Regions from separate parts of the Homo sapiens genome. Here region 2 is linked to region 1. Evidence: read pairs that join two places in POLR2A ChIA-PET (ENCODE). Cell type or tissue: B cell. All regions are shown on one strand. Each heading gives the region's core, and the rest is flanking DNA. Links, peaks and the distances in the headings are about the cores only.

Region 1 (8,093 bases), core at 1,453-5,452:
TAGCCACCTCTATTATGATAATTCTAATTCATATTTTATTGCCAGAATGCTAAGAGAAAGAAACAGGAGGATGAAACTGTGACTGACAAATATGAAAGACCTGGCTCCTGTCTTCAAGGAGTCAAAATTCTGTGACAGCAGATACTGCACCAACTTCTACAATGACATGAGACCACCAGTATCAGTTACTCATTTTCACAAAATATGATTAGGTCTGAAACTGAGGAGATAAGTTTATTGTTTTAATAGATGGTAAAAACTTAACTTTTACTTGTTTCTACAAGAAAAAAACACAAAGATACCTTTTGGTCTTTTTTTCTTGCTATAGTTTGGTTACAACTAATGGAGATGGAAGGAAAAGGCGTCTTTAAGTCTACCAGAAAAGTCAACTGACTTGTTAAAAATACAAGTATTGCATGTAAAAGTCTAGAGTCTGATTCTTCCTCAAAACAGAAAATAAGAATTTTTAAAGAAATGGATAGCCAATAGGTACTGTACATTAAAAAATAAATCTAAACATGTGGCTGCAACTAATAATTTTTATCACTTTTAGATGTCAACAGAATTTCTCCTCTGTTATTAACTATAGTTCAATGTAAGAAATATGTGAATTTGAATTATTACAGGAATATTGTTAGGAAAATATTATTGAATAGTATAGAAACAGAGTACTAGAAAGGTGTATCTTTCTATTGGGTTCCCTAAAAGAGGTGGCTTGATACATCAAATTATGAGTAAAAGTGGATTTTATAGATGACAATCTGATTTAATAGAGGCCTAGTACAGAATTATTTCTGTAATAATTCACTTTAAATTTGCAGGATCAATCAACTTCAGGTAGGGCTGGGGATCCCAAGATAAATCTAACAACAGGTGACTACAGATATGAAGTCACAGAGAAGCAGCAGTAAATCTGTTTAAGTTTAGAAAAGCTAAGTATTCTGGACATTAATTTTTTGTTGATAAGTTATAAATATCTTCACCCACTCTGTGGTTCATCTGTTTACTTTCTTTAAGGTGTCTTTTGATGAACAGAAGTCCTTAAATTTAATAAGGCTAAATTTATCCCTATTTTCTTTTACAGTTTGTACTTTCATTTATGAAAATCCTGTCCTATCCCAGGAATGTAACTGTAAATATTTTCTTAGAAATGTTCCAGTTTTCCCCTCATATGTAACTCCTCAATCCATCTGCAAATTGATTCTTGAATCTGATGAGAAGTAAGGATCCAACTAATTTTTTTCCCATGTAGATAATCCATTTACCATTTTCTATTCAAGAAATAGTTCTGGAAAATGGATTATCTATATGGGGAAAATCTATCCTTTTCCCCACTGATCTGAAATGCCATCTCTGCCATATCTGTTTTTCCTATATATGTGGATATAACTGTAGGTTCTCTATTCTATTCCACTAAGTTCTCTGTGTCTTTCTCTTGGTCACCACCACTATCTTTTTACTGCAGTGTTAGCGTAAGTCTTGCTCTCTGATAGGACAAGTGCCCCCCACCTTGTTCTCCCACACCAACTTCCTGGATCATCTTAAACGCCTCTCTTTATACACTTGAATTGAGCAGCAACCTTTCTTTATACACTTGAATTCTTACAATTCTTGATCTCACTGTTGGTTTTCTGCCTTCAAAGCAGCATCAGGCATCATCAACAGCAGCTTTGGAAGCTGCTTAAAAATGAACAAGGAGGAATGTGCACCTTCTGGAAAAACAAGCAGAGACAAAAAAATGAGACTAAGAGTGAGAGAGAAATTGAAAGAGAAACTATGTTAAAGCAAGTGCTTTCAATAAAGACTTAAATCCAGTCAGAGGAGGAGAGAAGTAGTTTCAAAAAATATTTTCTATTACTTTTGAAAATAAGTCACAAACCATATAGCCTATTCTCATATAAAAAAGGAAGACAAAGGCTTTTTCTTCCAGGATATCACAATGTAAGAAGTAAAACAGAATCTTCAAGTAATGTAAGGAAGTGGGGCAGCGTGGACATTTAACCAAAATGCACCCAGACAAAAAAGGTAACATCAGGGTATAAGACTCTCACCTGAGAGCTTCTCTCACTGCTACCGCAGCCATAGGCGGTCCTAGAGACAGAAAGATCACACAGTGAGAAGGTCATACATCTTTGAAAAAGTACCACCAGAAAATGGTTATCAATTAGGAGATGTCCCACTAGAATAAGAGGCTCCAAGGAACAGTGGGTTGTGTCTAGATGTAGTTTGAAAAACTATCTTCACTAGCACAATTTTATATATATATATTTTTTGAGACGGAGTCTTGCTCTGTCGCCAGGCTGGAGTGCAGTGGCACGATCTCGGCTCACTGCAACCTCCGACTCCCTGGTTCAAGCGATTCTCCTGCCTCAGCCTCCCCAGTAGCTGGGATTACAGGCATGCGCCACCATGCCCAGCTAATTTTTGTATTTTTAGTAGAGACGGGGTTTCACCATGTTGGCCAGGATGGTCTGGATCTCCTGACCTCGAGATCTGCCTGCCTCAGCCTTCCAAAGTGCTGGGATTACAGGCATTAGCCGCAGCACCCAACCAATCTGGAACAACAACAACAAAAAAATCCTATTGTTTTGATACTACAAAGTATAGAAAAGAAATAAAGCTTTTAAAAACAACCTTCTTGGCTGGTGGAGCCAAGCATAACACTAATAGCAGCAACTAACACTAAGTGGTTACTATACACAAGGCATTATATTAACAACCACTGTGGACAGAACACTAAACTCGCTCTTGGTACAGAAACCTGAGTCCTAAAGGCTAGTACTTCACCCATTCAGCTTGTTAACCTTCAAAGATTGCCCCCCACCCCCACAATAATGTTTAGGGGAAAGAACCTGATTAGCTGCCAAAAGAAGTATAATACTGAGTACCTTAAGTTAAAAAAAAAAAGTGCTACAGAAGATCTTCCTCTGGTGATTTTACTAATCAAGTCCAACCACCTCCATCAGTTCTTATTAAGTAACTGCTATGAACTAGGCAATGAACTGACTGCTGAGAATTAACAACAACAAGGAGGAGAAAGAGGAGAATAAACAGTCCTTGTCCTTGATGAACTTATGAAGGAAACTGAAGTATCTATGCAAAGCAAATGCTATGAGTGTCCCAGGGGAAGACACATTGCTCTCTGCCTGTGAGAACCAATGAAAACGTTACAGGAGAGGAATTATTTAAACTAGGTCTTGAAGGAAGAATGGAAATGTAGCAAGGAAAGACAGATGGATGACAAGAGAGTTCTAAGCAGAGAGGACAGCTCATACAAAACTGGCAGGTATGAGGAAGAGTGGCATATTTGAGGAATGGCAATGTGGTGTGGAATTATTACAGAGACCAGGGAAGGAGAGAGGCTGACACTGTAGACAACAGAGAATTATCAGGAGTTTGGCAGAAAAATGATGCACTCAAATCTGGATCTTAAAAAAAAAAATTTAGACTGCAGTGTGGAAATGATAGAAAAGACAGAGACTGTAGATGGGAGGCCAGTTAGGAAGTGGTAGCAATAGTAAAGTCTAGAGATGAAGGCAGATTCTTAAAGTAGTGTGTTTTTCCTCGATAGCACACAAATGACAACAGGGCACAGTATATAAAAACTATTTCATATCCAGCCTGGGCAACATCGTGAGACCTTATCTCTAAAAAAATAAAAAATTGTAATACAGACCATAGAATGATAGTAGTAAATCATACTTGGTTGGCCTTATGTGACAGGTTTTATAAGAAATTCTTTCAAATCCAAGTGGATCAATATCACCCCACCAACAACAAAGAAGCAGAGAACAGAACAATGACTTTGAATTAGCTCTTCCAGGCTCACAAAGTGATAGCTAACTAAACCTTGCAACCAGAGTTTCTTTAGTGAAGTAGGGCACAGACTTCACTGCAGTGAAAAGCTGGGCTCTGGAAACACCTGAATCTCCAGTTTCAGATAACAATGAACAAGTCCTGGGACAAGGAGACGCTGCCTTCATTAATAGGAATGAGTGAGGCTGCCTTTCCCTCCACAATCAACTGATTCAAATCATCCATATTTATGTGTTACATGGCTTATAAATATAACATGCAAAGTATCTACTGTCTTGGTATTTCCTTAGCTAAACAACTATATTGGGTTCTGAGGCTCAGGCACTAAGCTCATCTCTCAGATACTGACCATATGAGGTTATAGTGAAGATTTGATCTTAAATGTGTATACGTTGTGCTTGGGACATAGAAATGCAACACATGGTAGCTATCATTGGTGAAAGGTGATGGTGCCACTTTTGCTTTCTCAAAGAAATCTGAAAGTAACTCAAACTGTAAAATGTGTATTATGATTAGGAATAGGTCTGATTTTCACATAAGGCTCACATGAAATTTAACTATATACACATGGAAGTAGTGTAAACACACACACAGCCGGGGCGGTGGCTCATGCCTGTAATCCCAGCACTCTGGGAGGCCAAGGCAGGCGGATCACCTGAGGTCAGGAGTTCGAGACCAGCCTGACCAACATGGAGAAACCCTATCTCTACTAAAAATACAAAATCAGCCAGGCATGGTGGCATATGCCTGTAATTCCAGCTGTTTGAGGCTGAGGCAGGAGAATGGCTTGAACCTAGGAGGCAGAGGTTGCAGTGAGCTGAGATTGAGCCACTGCACTCCAGCCTGGGCAACAAAAGTAAAACTCTTGTCTCAAAAAATAAATAAATAATAAAAAAACAAACACCCACACAAAGCATTTGTAATTCGCCCTGTTAAACTGTACAACTGGGCAAAACAATGGGGCTAAATTAGGACAAAATCTTACAAATATTTAAAAATAAACCAATACCTAATAACTACTTGCAAAATACTACTGGGCATAGAACTCTTGATAGGTACAAGGCATTCAGTATAAGTCTAATTATTCTGATTGTTAGAAGTCTGTTCATATTCATGGGAAAATTAAAATGGAAGGATTTAGATAGCCTGAGAGAGGATAAAAAATAAGAAATACATAGCTTGAAACTTGCAATCATAGATCAAGACTTGAAAGTAGAAAATGAAATTCAAGTGGCAGGTTTAGTGTAATACAAATGTTCATCAACAGAAAAGATACTCACTGGGATGCCTCTAAGGTTAAGTTTAGGTATACTTCCTGTCAATGGAAAGCCAATTATTTATTTAGACTCCAAGTTTACTTAGCTTTAGGGTCAGGTAATTTCCTTTCCATTGTGACCCTCCATAGGAAAGTTGTTTCTTCCATATTCAAAGCAACTGTAAAAAAGTGCAGCAATGATATGTATATGGTAGAAGTAGCAAGGCTGGGTGAGTGACTAGTAGGGAAGAGAAGTGGCTTTCACATAAATGAAGTTCTTACATATTTATAGTATCAGAGCAGTTCTACAATTTTCTGTGTTGACACCTCCCCTAAAAAAGTCACTACATACTGTGGATGATTTTTTCTTATCCTACCAAGAGCCCAAGTGTAAGGGTGATGTGGACTTTCTTCATATCTATCAGTAAGAGCCAGGGTAGATGGATGGAAGGAAAGCAGGATAAATTCTCTTGACATCCACAATGTGCTTTAAATCAAACTAGGCATGATTTAATCCTTAGCATACCTTCTGAGTATGTAATATTAGCTCACCAATGAAGATGGAAAAAACTGAGACTCAGCACTTGTAACTCGTTTCAAATCATCCAGCTACTAAGCGATGGAGCTAGGATTCCAACTGAGGCCTCTTTGACTCTAAAATCGCAACATTCCCTCTAGATCACAGTGCCCTTCAAAATAATTTCCCAGAAAAAAGGAAGTCAAGGAGAGAATGAAAAAAAAAAGTGACAGGAAAGAATTATCTAAGGGAACAAAAATTGCTTACATCAATAAGCTAGATCATTTAATAACTGATATACACAACCACTAAGTCGTAATATGTGACTTATGTTTCAGTATTGCTAACAGAAATTTCTGAGGCTGCTCCACCCAGGTAGTACCATGGCAGTTCTTTTAGAACTTTGAACACATTCTTCCCTTAAAACTTAACCTACACAATAATCACATTAATTAAAATAGTGAGAACAATTTTACTAAGTAAAACTTTTTACTTAACTACAACACGCAGATACAAAAGGGCACAAACCAGCCAGGCTCGGTGGCTCCTGCCTGTAATCCTAGCACTTTAGGAGGCCGGGATGGCTGGACTGCCTGAGCTCAGGAGTTCAAGACCAGCCTGGGCAACATGGTGAAAACCTGTCTCTACTAAAATACAAAAAATTAGCTGGGCATGGTGGCACACGCCTGTAGTCCCAGCTACTCGGGAGGCTGTGGCACGAGAATCCTTTGAACCTGGGAGGCGGAGATTGCAGTGAACCAAGATCGTACCACTGCACTCCGGCCTGGGCGGCAGAGGGAGACTCCATCTCAAAAAACAAAAAAAGGCACAAATCGTAAATGAACAGTTTGATGAATTTTCACTAACTGAACACACAGAACACACATGTAAATGCCACTCAGATCAGAAAACAAGACATTACCAATACCCCCAAAAGTCCCTCTCACACCCCTTCCCATAGTCAATAACTTCTCTTCCCTCTCCTGACTTTTATACTACTGGCATTACTTTATAATATTATTGCACTGTTTATAATACACTTTTTGGTATGTCTGGCTTCTTTTGCCCAACATTATTTTTGTAATAACCATGAGAAGTGAATCCATTTTCACTGTCGTACAGTATTCTAATGTACGACTATGCCCAATTTATTTCTCCATTCTATAGCTGATGAACACTTAGATTGTTTCTAGTTTGGAGTCCTTATGATTAGTGCTCCTATGAACATTTTCACACATGCCTTTTGATGTACTGCTTTCTTTTCTTCGTTTGAAAATTTTACTATTTTTAAAAATTAACTGTTTTACTTTTATCTATTTTTAATTTTTATTCTCGAGAAAGTACATTGTTTATTTCTTTAGAAAAGACATATTATAAATTTATTTTATTTTTAAAAATCTGTATTATATTAAATAAGTCAACAACACAGTCTAATTATTAGCCTTTCCAGTTAAAAGCTGATATATACTTTGTGACATCTGCTTTTAGTCTTGGTAAAGCAATCAATTAAAAAATGATTTTTCAATTCCAGGGTTAGTCATCTTATCAACCTAATAAAAAGATGCATCATTACAGACACCATAGTGGTGGGACAGGGGACAAGAACGAGTGTGGTACAAATGACATATCCAAAATGTTCTAGAAATAATACCTAATCAGATTCACTATACAACAAATACACTGGGGGAAATGCAGCATGAAGCCCGCTAGTATTGTGTAACTTCTCAAGAGCCATCCAGCCTCAGTTGTTTTTTTTTTTTTTTTTGAGATGAAGTCTCGCACTGTCGCCCAGGCTGGAGTGCAGTGGCGTGATCTTGGTTCACTGCAGCCTCCACCTCCCGGGTTCAAGTGATTCTCCTGCCTCAGCCTCCCGAGTAGCTGGGATTACAGGCGCCTGCCACCACGCCCAGCTAATTTTTTGTATTGTTAGTAGAGATGGGGTTTCACTATGTTGGCCAGGCTGGTCTTGAACTCCTGACCTCATGATCCGCCTGCCTTGGCCTCCCAAAGTGCTGGGATTACAGGGGTGAGCCACCACGCCTGGCCATACGTGAATCTTTCTTTTTAAGGAACATGGGTGGGCAGTCAGGTAGGAAACTTTTTCCCCTGCATAGCTTTTATCAACATATGAACAACAAAGGTAAATAAAGCAGCTCCCTGTAAAACCAGGAAGCCTTCAGGCTTGAGTCTAGCCCTACCAGCCTCTCATTTCTCTTCACTTTTCAGCAGCAGTCACCCCATTTTCCAGGCCCCAAGACCTTTTCTCACACCTCTCACTAACGCAAACAGGGGGGAAATATTCTTTTACACTTGGGCACTTGGAATGAAATTCCTCTCCATCTACATGTTAACATTTCAGGGATTAGAATCTTTGAGGTAACTGTTAATAATTATGGAATAGAAAGTTTCACCTCCTATTAAAGGACTTCAGGCCTCTTATTACAGTGAAGGAGGTACTTTTTATTGCCCCTAAAAAATCACACTTGCCTCTGAGGCTGACTTTCA
Region 2 (8,093 bases), core at 2,152-6,151, 130 kb before region 1:
AATACTATACAGCCGGGCGCAGTGGCTCACGCCTGTAATCCCAGCACTTTGGGAGGTCGAGGCAGCTGAATCACAAGGTCAGGAGTTTGAGACCACCCTGGCCAATATGGTGAAACCCCGTCTCTACTAAAAATACAAAAAAATTAGCCAGGTGTGGTGGCACATGCCTGTAATTCCAGCTACTCGGGAGGCTGAGGCAGGAGAATTGCTTGAATCCAGGAGGCAGAGGTTACAGTGAGCCGAGATTGCACCACTGCACTCCAGCCTGGGTGACAGAGCGAGACTCTGTCTCAAAAAAAAAAAATAATAATAATACTATACATATGTAATTATGAGATACATATGAAAGCCAATCCAAAACATGAAGGAGAAATTTTGGACACATGAATTCTTATTAGCTTTGTTTCATGATTGCCCATGTGAGATTACTGGGGTGATTTTCTGATTAAGTTGCCAGTTGCAGCAACTGAAGACAGTCACAAATTGTAGAAGGTCAAGTGAATGGCAAATTTTAGAAGTTAATATTTATTTATGATAGCTTGTTTGTGATACCTTGTTTCATGATTGCCAATGTGAGATTACTAGGGTGATTTTCTGATTAAGTTGCCAGTTGCAGTAACTGAAATCACAAATTGTAGGTCAAATGAATGGCAAATTTTAGCAGTTAATATTTATGGTCACCCCTAAGAATTCTAAATTAAAGTTTAATTAGATGTTAGAGTATGATTAGGGAAGAAAAGACATGTGGATGGTTAAGAGTATAGCATGTGTGGCCAGGTGCGGTGGCTCACCTGTAAACCCAGCACTTTGGGAGGCCAAGGCAGGTAGATCACATGAGGCCAGGAATTTGAGACCAGTTTGGCCAATGTGGTGAGACCCTGTCTCTACTAAAAATACAAAAATTAGCCTGGCATGGTGGCACATGTGTGTAATCCAAGTTACTTGGGAGGCTGAGGCATGGGAATTGCTTGAACCTGGGAGGTGGAGATTGCAGTGAGCCTGGAGATTTCGCCACTGCATTCCAGTCTGGGCGACAGAGCGAGACTCTGTCTCAAAAATAAATAAAGAGTATAGCATGTGGAGATGCTGATCGAAGGATACAAAATTTCAGCCGGGAGGAATAAGTCAAGAGATCTGTTGTATAAGGTGGTGATTTATAGTTTTTTGTTTGTTTGTTTTTCTGAGACAGCCTTCCTCTGTCACCCAGGCTCAAGTGTGCTGCTGTGATCTTGGCTCACTGCAACCTTTGCCTCTGGGTTCAATTCTTGTGCCTCAGCCACCTGAGTAGCTGGGACCACAGGCGTGCACCACCATGCCCAGCTAATTTTTGTATTTTTAGTAGAGACAGGGTTTCACCATGTTGGTCAGACTGGTCTTGAACTCCTGGCCTCAAGTGATCCATGCTCCTCAGCCTCCCAAAGTGCTGGGATTACAGGCATGAGCCACCGCACCTGGCCTGATTATAGTTAATAAAAATATCTCGTATTCTTGAAAATCAGTGAGAGTAGACTTTGTATTGTCACCACAAAAAGTGGTAAGTATATGAAGTAATGCATATGGTAATTAGCTTGTTTAGCCATTTCCCAGTGTATAAATATTTCAAAACATCATGTTGTACACGGTGAATATATGCAATTTTTATTTGGCAATTAAAAAATTTTTTAAAAGCATGGCATGTGACAAATTCTGTTACATTATAGTCTATAAATGAATAGATGATCATTGGGAAGAGGACATGCACTGAGTGCCGGGAGGGTTGAGGACAATATGTTTCTGGAACAGGTGAGACTGAGCAGGGGATATTTCAGGTTACTCAGACAGTAAGCTATTTGTGTTGCAGACATTTGTCCTGGGTTTTGGCTGCTGGACTGAGGAAGGTATCAGCTTAACTATCTCCCACAAGGGAATCTACCAGCATTTACATTTTTTTGGCCATTTTGAGAATTGTCCTTATCCTGAGGAAAAACCATATTGTATCAAATTTATAAAGTATAAAACAATAAGATAATTCAAAAATGTTTAAATCACCCATAATGTTCCCACCCTGTTTATTTAACATTGGCATGAGAGTCAGTTAAGACTTTACAAATTTTAACTTATTTAATCATCGTTAACAACTCTGTGAAGTAGATACCATTATTATTCCATTTGATAGTTGAGTACTCTTAGAGTTACAGAGATGTTAAGTAATGTGTCCAAGGTTACACAGTGTGTGGCAGAATTGAAACTTGAGCACAGGCTGACTCCAGAGTCCATGCTCTTATCTGCTCTACTCTCAGGTCTCTCATATGGTACTTGGTGGCCTCCAAAGGCGGTTAACAATTTAGCAGATTTTCTTCCATTTGCTTTCCTGGTTTTTGAATTTTTGGTAAGGCTCTAAAATCCTAGAGTTTTTACTTGCTTTTGAAATATATTTTTTTTTCTTTCTGAAGTTGGTCTCACTCTGTCACCCAGGCTGGAGTACAGTGGTGGGATCATAGCTCACTGAAGCCTCCAGCTCCTGAGCTCAAGCCATCTTCCCGCCTTGGCCTCCCAAGGAGCTGGGATTATAGGCGTACATACCCATGCCTGACTATTTTTTTTTTTTTTTTTTTTTTTGGAGAGAGACGGGGTCTCGCTATGTTGACCAACCTGCTTTTGAAATTCACTGGGATAAGAGGCAAGGTAGAGACTAGGCTCCCTCAGAGAAACTATAAGTCATTTGTCTCCCTACCTTCCTTCCCTCTAGGTGCTGTGAGAAGCCATCTTTCCGACTTCAAAAAACACCGAGCTGCTAGAATTGACCACTATGTTGTGGAAGTCAATAAACTAATAATCAGGTTAGAGAAGGTAAATTTTGTTGTCTTAAAACATTTTTTTCTACAAATACACATTTTCTGGGGAAAAATAATCACATTTCTATAGCCTGTGTTGTATATATCATATACATCTGATGGTGGCAGAGAAACACCTTCTCTAGAGAGGTGCAAAGGACATGGTGGACAGTTCTAGCCTGGGCCAGCATTCCTTAAGAGAATGGCCCAGGTTGACAAACTTGCCACATGCTTAGCTTCCCTTTTCCCACCTATGAATCCCACTCAGGTGCTGGAAAACCTTTCTTCCTTCAGATTCTTCTTTTGGGTGTCCCAGGCACAATCATCCAGTGAGGTGTAGTGTGTGATGGCAAACAAAGAAGTGGTCACCAGGTCTCACGGGTGTATTTTCATCCTAGTTGTGCTTGTTGTGTGTAACCTGGATTGTGTGCTGGGCATAGTAGCAAGCACAAGTACAGTTCTTTATGTGTACTTTGTAAGGCAGAAATATGTGGCCAGTTTTAGGGTCCAGGAGCACCGTGGAGAATGGAGAGTTTTCTGTTGCTTTCAGTCGTTGCCCTTACCCATCCTTGCCTACCCCTGGTTATTGCTAAAATGGGTAACTGACAATAAAGAGATTAGAAGTGGGTTATAGGAAGCGAGGTGGGTTCTAGATGCAAAACTAATACCCTGTCCCATGTGAAATTGTTTTTGTGATTTTGTGGCGTTGGGGATGACAGATGAGACTTGAGGAATGCAAATGTGCTAATTTCCCACTTGATGTATTGGAAAGTGTGGAGCATGTATACATCACCTGGTTAATTTCATTTGGCACTATTTTCTTCCGGTCAGCTCACTGCATTTGACAGAACAAATACTGAGTCTGCAAAGATTCGAGGTAACTTTAAAACTTTGCTCACATTCATCTTATTATCTTTTTTTCCCTGACCAAAGCTCTCTTTAAAATGGCCTGCTTTCTTGTTGGTTTGCTCTTCCCAAAGCAATAGAAAAGTCTGTGGTGCCTTGGGTCAACGACCAGGATGTCCCTTTCTGTCCAGACTGTGGGAATAAGTTCAGCATCCGGAACCGCCGCCACCACTGCCGCCTCTGCGGGTCTATTATGTGCAAGAAGTGTATGGAGCTCATCAGCCTTCCCTTGGCAAGTAGGTGACTTGGAGGTGGGGCCCTGGACCCTCATCTTCTTTTGGGCCTAGCTTATTTGCTAATTACCACTGGGATCGTGGAACCTTTTTGTTAAATTAATGGCTCATGGGAATCTTCATTCATTGAGTTGCTGTTTCTGTGAAACCCACTACAGACTAGGTACTATGCTAGGGGCCAGGGATACAGTGGTCTATAACAGGGATTGGCAAACTTTGTAAAGGATCAGATAGTAAATACATTTAGGCTTTGTGGGCCACATATGGTTGCTGTGACATTTCTTCTTTCTTTAAACAACCTTTTAAAAATGTGAACACTAGACTGGGCACAGTGGCTCATGCCTGTAATCACAGCACTTTGAGAGGCCAAGGCAGGCGGATCACTTGAGGTCAGGAGTTTGAGACCAGCGTGGCCAACATGTTGAAACCCTGTCTCTATAAAAATACAAAAATTAGCCTGGCGTGGTGGCATGTGCCTGTAGTCCTAGCTACTCAGGAGGCTGAGGCAGGAGAATTGCTTGAACCTGGGAGGTGAAGGCTGCAGTGAGCTGAGATTGAGCCACTGCACTTCAGCCTGGGTGACCGAGCGAGACTCCCATCTCAAAAAAATAAATAAATAAAATAAAATAGCAATGTGAAAATTATACTTAGTTTGAGAGCCATATAGAAACAGCCTGGAGGCTGGACTTGGCTCACAGGTCATTTTTTGCCCATTTCTGGCCTATAAGCCTATAAGGCATTGTCCATTCTTCCAAGGAGTCTAGCATCTATCAGGGGATATAAACTCACAAATAAATAATTGCTTTCTAAAGAGAGATGTACAATGAAAGAGACTGTCAGGAACTCAGGAGAGGCTGACCAACTCTTTGTCTGCTCTGCTTGGAAGTGGCAAGTGTGACTTTGAGAAGAGGGTCTTGAATATAAGCAGTGGGCTAGTCCCTTCCTGTGGGATAAGTCACAGACAACTCACTGCCATATAGAAAAGACTAATATCATAATATGAGAGATGCTGAGTGCTGTGGGCTCAGGGACAGTGAGAGCATGCATGCTTAGGGCTGGGAGGTGATGTTCAAGAAGAGCCTTAAAAGATGAGTAGGATTGCAAAAGAGATGGAGAAAGAGGACATTTTAGGTAGAGTGAAGAGTAGGAGCAAAGGCATGGAATTCTGGAAAGCCCAGGGTAGGTTAATAGATGAGCAAATAGAATAGTTGGGGGTGTGTGGAGGACAAAGTTTAGGTGGAACCCGATCCTCCAGGACTTTGCAACCAAGCTGAGTAGAAGTTGCTGAAGATGATCTCATTGGCTTCTGGGAAGTTTGGGGTAAATTTGCAACACTAGAGAGTTCTGCTGACTGTGCACACTGTTGGCCATGGGGTGTCTGGATAATGTGGGGACAAAAACAGATGCTTCTTCTTTCCAACTCTCACATATACCAGGTCACTGTACCTTGATACTTTCTCCCTGAGACCAACTCCCTGTCTCACATGAGATTTTATAAGCTGCCTTTTTGGGACACTATTCACCCTTCTTCTCTTGAGCTCTTTAGCCAGCATTTACTGGGCAGCTGCTGTGGGGTGGCCCTGCTGGATATGTTAAGTGTACAAGTGTGAGTAAGACACAGTTCGTACCCACAAAGAGTCATAGGTTCCTAGGGCAGCTCTGGGGTGTACATGCAACTGTACACAGGGAGAAGAGTGGAAAGTGCTCCAAAATGGGCAATGTGGTGGGAACTGATGGGAAGGATGGATAGTTTTTGCCTCAGGGAATTGGAAAAGGCTTTCCTGGAGGACCTGCCATTCAGAGAGGGTAGGAGCCAGATGTTTGGGAATAGGGAGAAGGCTGTGGAGGAAAGTCTCCTGGGAGAATGTTTGTTGTGTTGGAGGCACAGGGCAAATGCAGGAGAGTGGCAGGTGGAAAGGGAAGGCTGTTTGGATTTGGAGGGGCAGCAGTGGAGTCCTTTCTCACCAGAGTCTGACACCAGGAAGGCAGAGGGGCAGTACGTGCCCACAGCTGGAGCCTGATCTTATTACTCTCCAAATCAAACACCTGTGGACTGACACCTTGAGGTCGTGGGTATGGTAATTGGATGCTGTGGGGGTCATTGCTGCCTGTTGGTGTTGTGGTTACAGACAAGCTCACCAGTGCCAGCAAGGAGTCCCTGAGCACCCACACCAGCCCCAGCCAGTCACCCAACAGTGTCCATGGCTCCCGCCGAGGCAGCATCAGCAGCATGAGCAGTGTCAGCTCGGTCCTGGATGAGAAGGACGATGACCGGATCCGCTGCTGTACACACTGCAAGGACACGCTGCTCAAGAGAGAGCAGCAGATTGATGAGAAGGAGCACACACCTGACATCGTGAAGCTCTACGAGGTGATTCGCGCTGTCTGGTCTTGGGTCTAATTTCTTAGGCAGATTTGGCTGTTTGTTATGTACACTCCTGCAGATTCTGGAGAATGCTTTGGGAAGTTGTTCGTTTGAATTATTTGTAGTTCCTGTTAAAGGCCCATGTTATGATTTCCCAGCTAGGGCCCTGTGTGAGTCAGAGTCATCCTGGGTGTGTTGCAACAAACTCGTTTCAAGTGGCCTTCCTTGGCCACTTGAAAGCAGGTGGGTGGAAGCTTTGGTGGCCCAGAGGCAATAGGAGGAAGGGCAGTTGCCATGTGGTGTAGACAGGTTCTGTGGGAAGGGCAGAAGCTAGAGATGTTCATAAACAGTGGGCCAGAAGAATCCTGGGAAACTCACTTGGGAGTGTTAGACTTTACAAGTTTTAGAAAGTTCTACAAGTTTTCAGGCTTCACCAGTTTACTGAGTGTCCCCTTCTAAGTTTGTCCAAATGCCTCAGCTGTCGTTACTTGAGTGATCCCACAGCCCCCCTACTAGATGCATACTCTGAGAGGAAATAGTGTGCAAAGAATATCTGGGAGTGAGACTGGCTTGGTCCCTTAATGGCCAGGTGAGACCTGTGAGCTGAGGAAGACTAGCCAGGTGGACTGGGTGGGGAGGCAGTAAGAGATGCAGGGAAGAGATCAGCCCAGGCAGAGGAAGCAGCTTGTGCAACATTCTGAACAGAGGAAGAGTGTAATTTTGCCTAATGACCACTGAATAGTCATTGTTAGTAGTTCTGCAGGTCATAATGGCACTGTTTCTGGAATCCCTATGTAAATACTCAGGCTACTAGAAATGGTGTCAATTAAGCCCCATGTTGGGTTGCAGATGTAGCATTCTCCATCCTTTGTGTGGAGTTCACGACCTGGTATCTCATTTCTGTGAATACCCACGGTGCTTGTGCCACCTCCTCTTTTGAAGTAAGCCCTGGCAATGCCTTGTGCTGGTTTCCCATTGTTGCCTGGCATCACTTGGCAGAGAAAGAAAGTAGCAGCTAATTCCTTTTTGTCTTGGTAGACACCTTGGCTTGTGCCCTGGAAGCCTTGCTCCTCTCAAAAACATCTCGCCGGGCACTTTGGGAGGCCGGGGCAGGCAGATCATTTGAGGCCAGGAGTTCGAGACCAGCCTGGCCAACATGGCAAAACCTCGTCTCTACTAAAAATATAAAAATTAGCCGGGCGTGGTGGCAGCGTGCCTGTAATTCCAGCTACTCAGGACGCCGAGGCATGAGAATCGCTTGAGCCCAGGAGGCAGAGGTTGCAGTGAGTGGAGATCGCGCCATTGTACTCCACCTTGGGTGACAGAACAAAATTCCTTCTCAAAAAAAAACAAAACGAAACATCTGATCAGAAGCTCCATTCTCACTTTCTTTCCTTCCTACAAAATTTTCTGCTTGGAAAGTATGCCTATAAATCAGGAAATTGATAACAACAATTAATGTGTTAGAAAAGTGAACATTTTAAATATAGCTCCATTGATGGAGCCTAGCTTCTGGGTAGGTGTTTCTATATCTTGAGCATACCACTTACCTCTTTGTTTTTGTTCTTAGAAATTACGACTTTGCATGGAGAAAGTTGACCAGAAAGCTCCAGAATACATCAGGATGGCAGCATCATTAAAGTAAGCTATTCATCTATGTTTTTCTAATCCAGTGGTGACTGTTTTCTGGCATTTTAGGTCAATTCTCCAGTAGCCAAAAATGAAAATCTTAACTTCAACCGTGCTTTTTTTCTGAGACCAGCTGAAGTTGGTTTT

What was found. ChIA-PET counts read pairs that join two places held together with the same protein. Peaks named below come from ENCODE experiments on the same cell type or tissue, not always from the same donor. Only the 100,000 strongest peaks of a DNase experiment are listed, where the experiment ranks them.
Region 2: POLR2A ChIA-PET joins it to region 1 with 10 read pairs; 15 of 35 experiments call an interaction of 5 or more read pairs at or near these places.

The regions. Positions count from the first base shown.
Region 1 is chr3:14,953,155-14,961,247 of GRCh38, reverse strand. The region is part of intron 1 of NR2C2 (nuclear receptor subfamily 2 group C member 2); the gene reads right to left. Among named protein-coding and RNA genes, the nearest start is that of FGD5-AS1, 8.8 kb to the right of the region's middle. RefSeq lists an enhancer at 1,718-1,857. In B cell, for the core only: no CTCF peak of the experiment used is centred there; DNase peaks (open chromatin) are centred at 1,667 and 3,037; H3K4me3 peaks cover 749 bases; H3K27ac peaks cover 1,744 bases.
Region 2 is chr3:15,080,597-15,088,689 of GRCh38, reverse strand. It overlaps RBSN (rabenosyn, RAB effector), which reads left to right. Exons shown (of 14, transcript NM_022340.4): 6 at 2,729-2,829; 7 at 3,645-3,690; 8 at 3,794-3,955; 9 at 6,082-6,323; 10 at 7,888-7,958. Among named protein-coding and RNA genes, the nearest start is that of RBSN, 15 kb to the left of the region's middle. In B cell, for the core only: no CTCF peak of the experiment used is centred there; no DNase peak of the experiment used is centred there.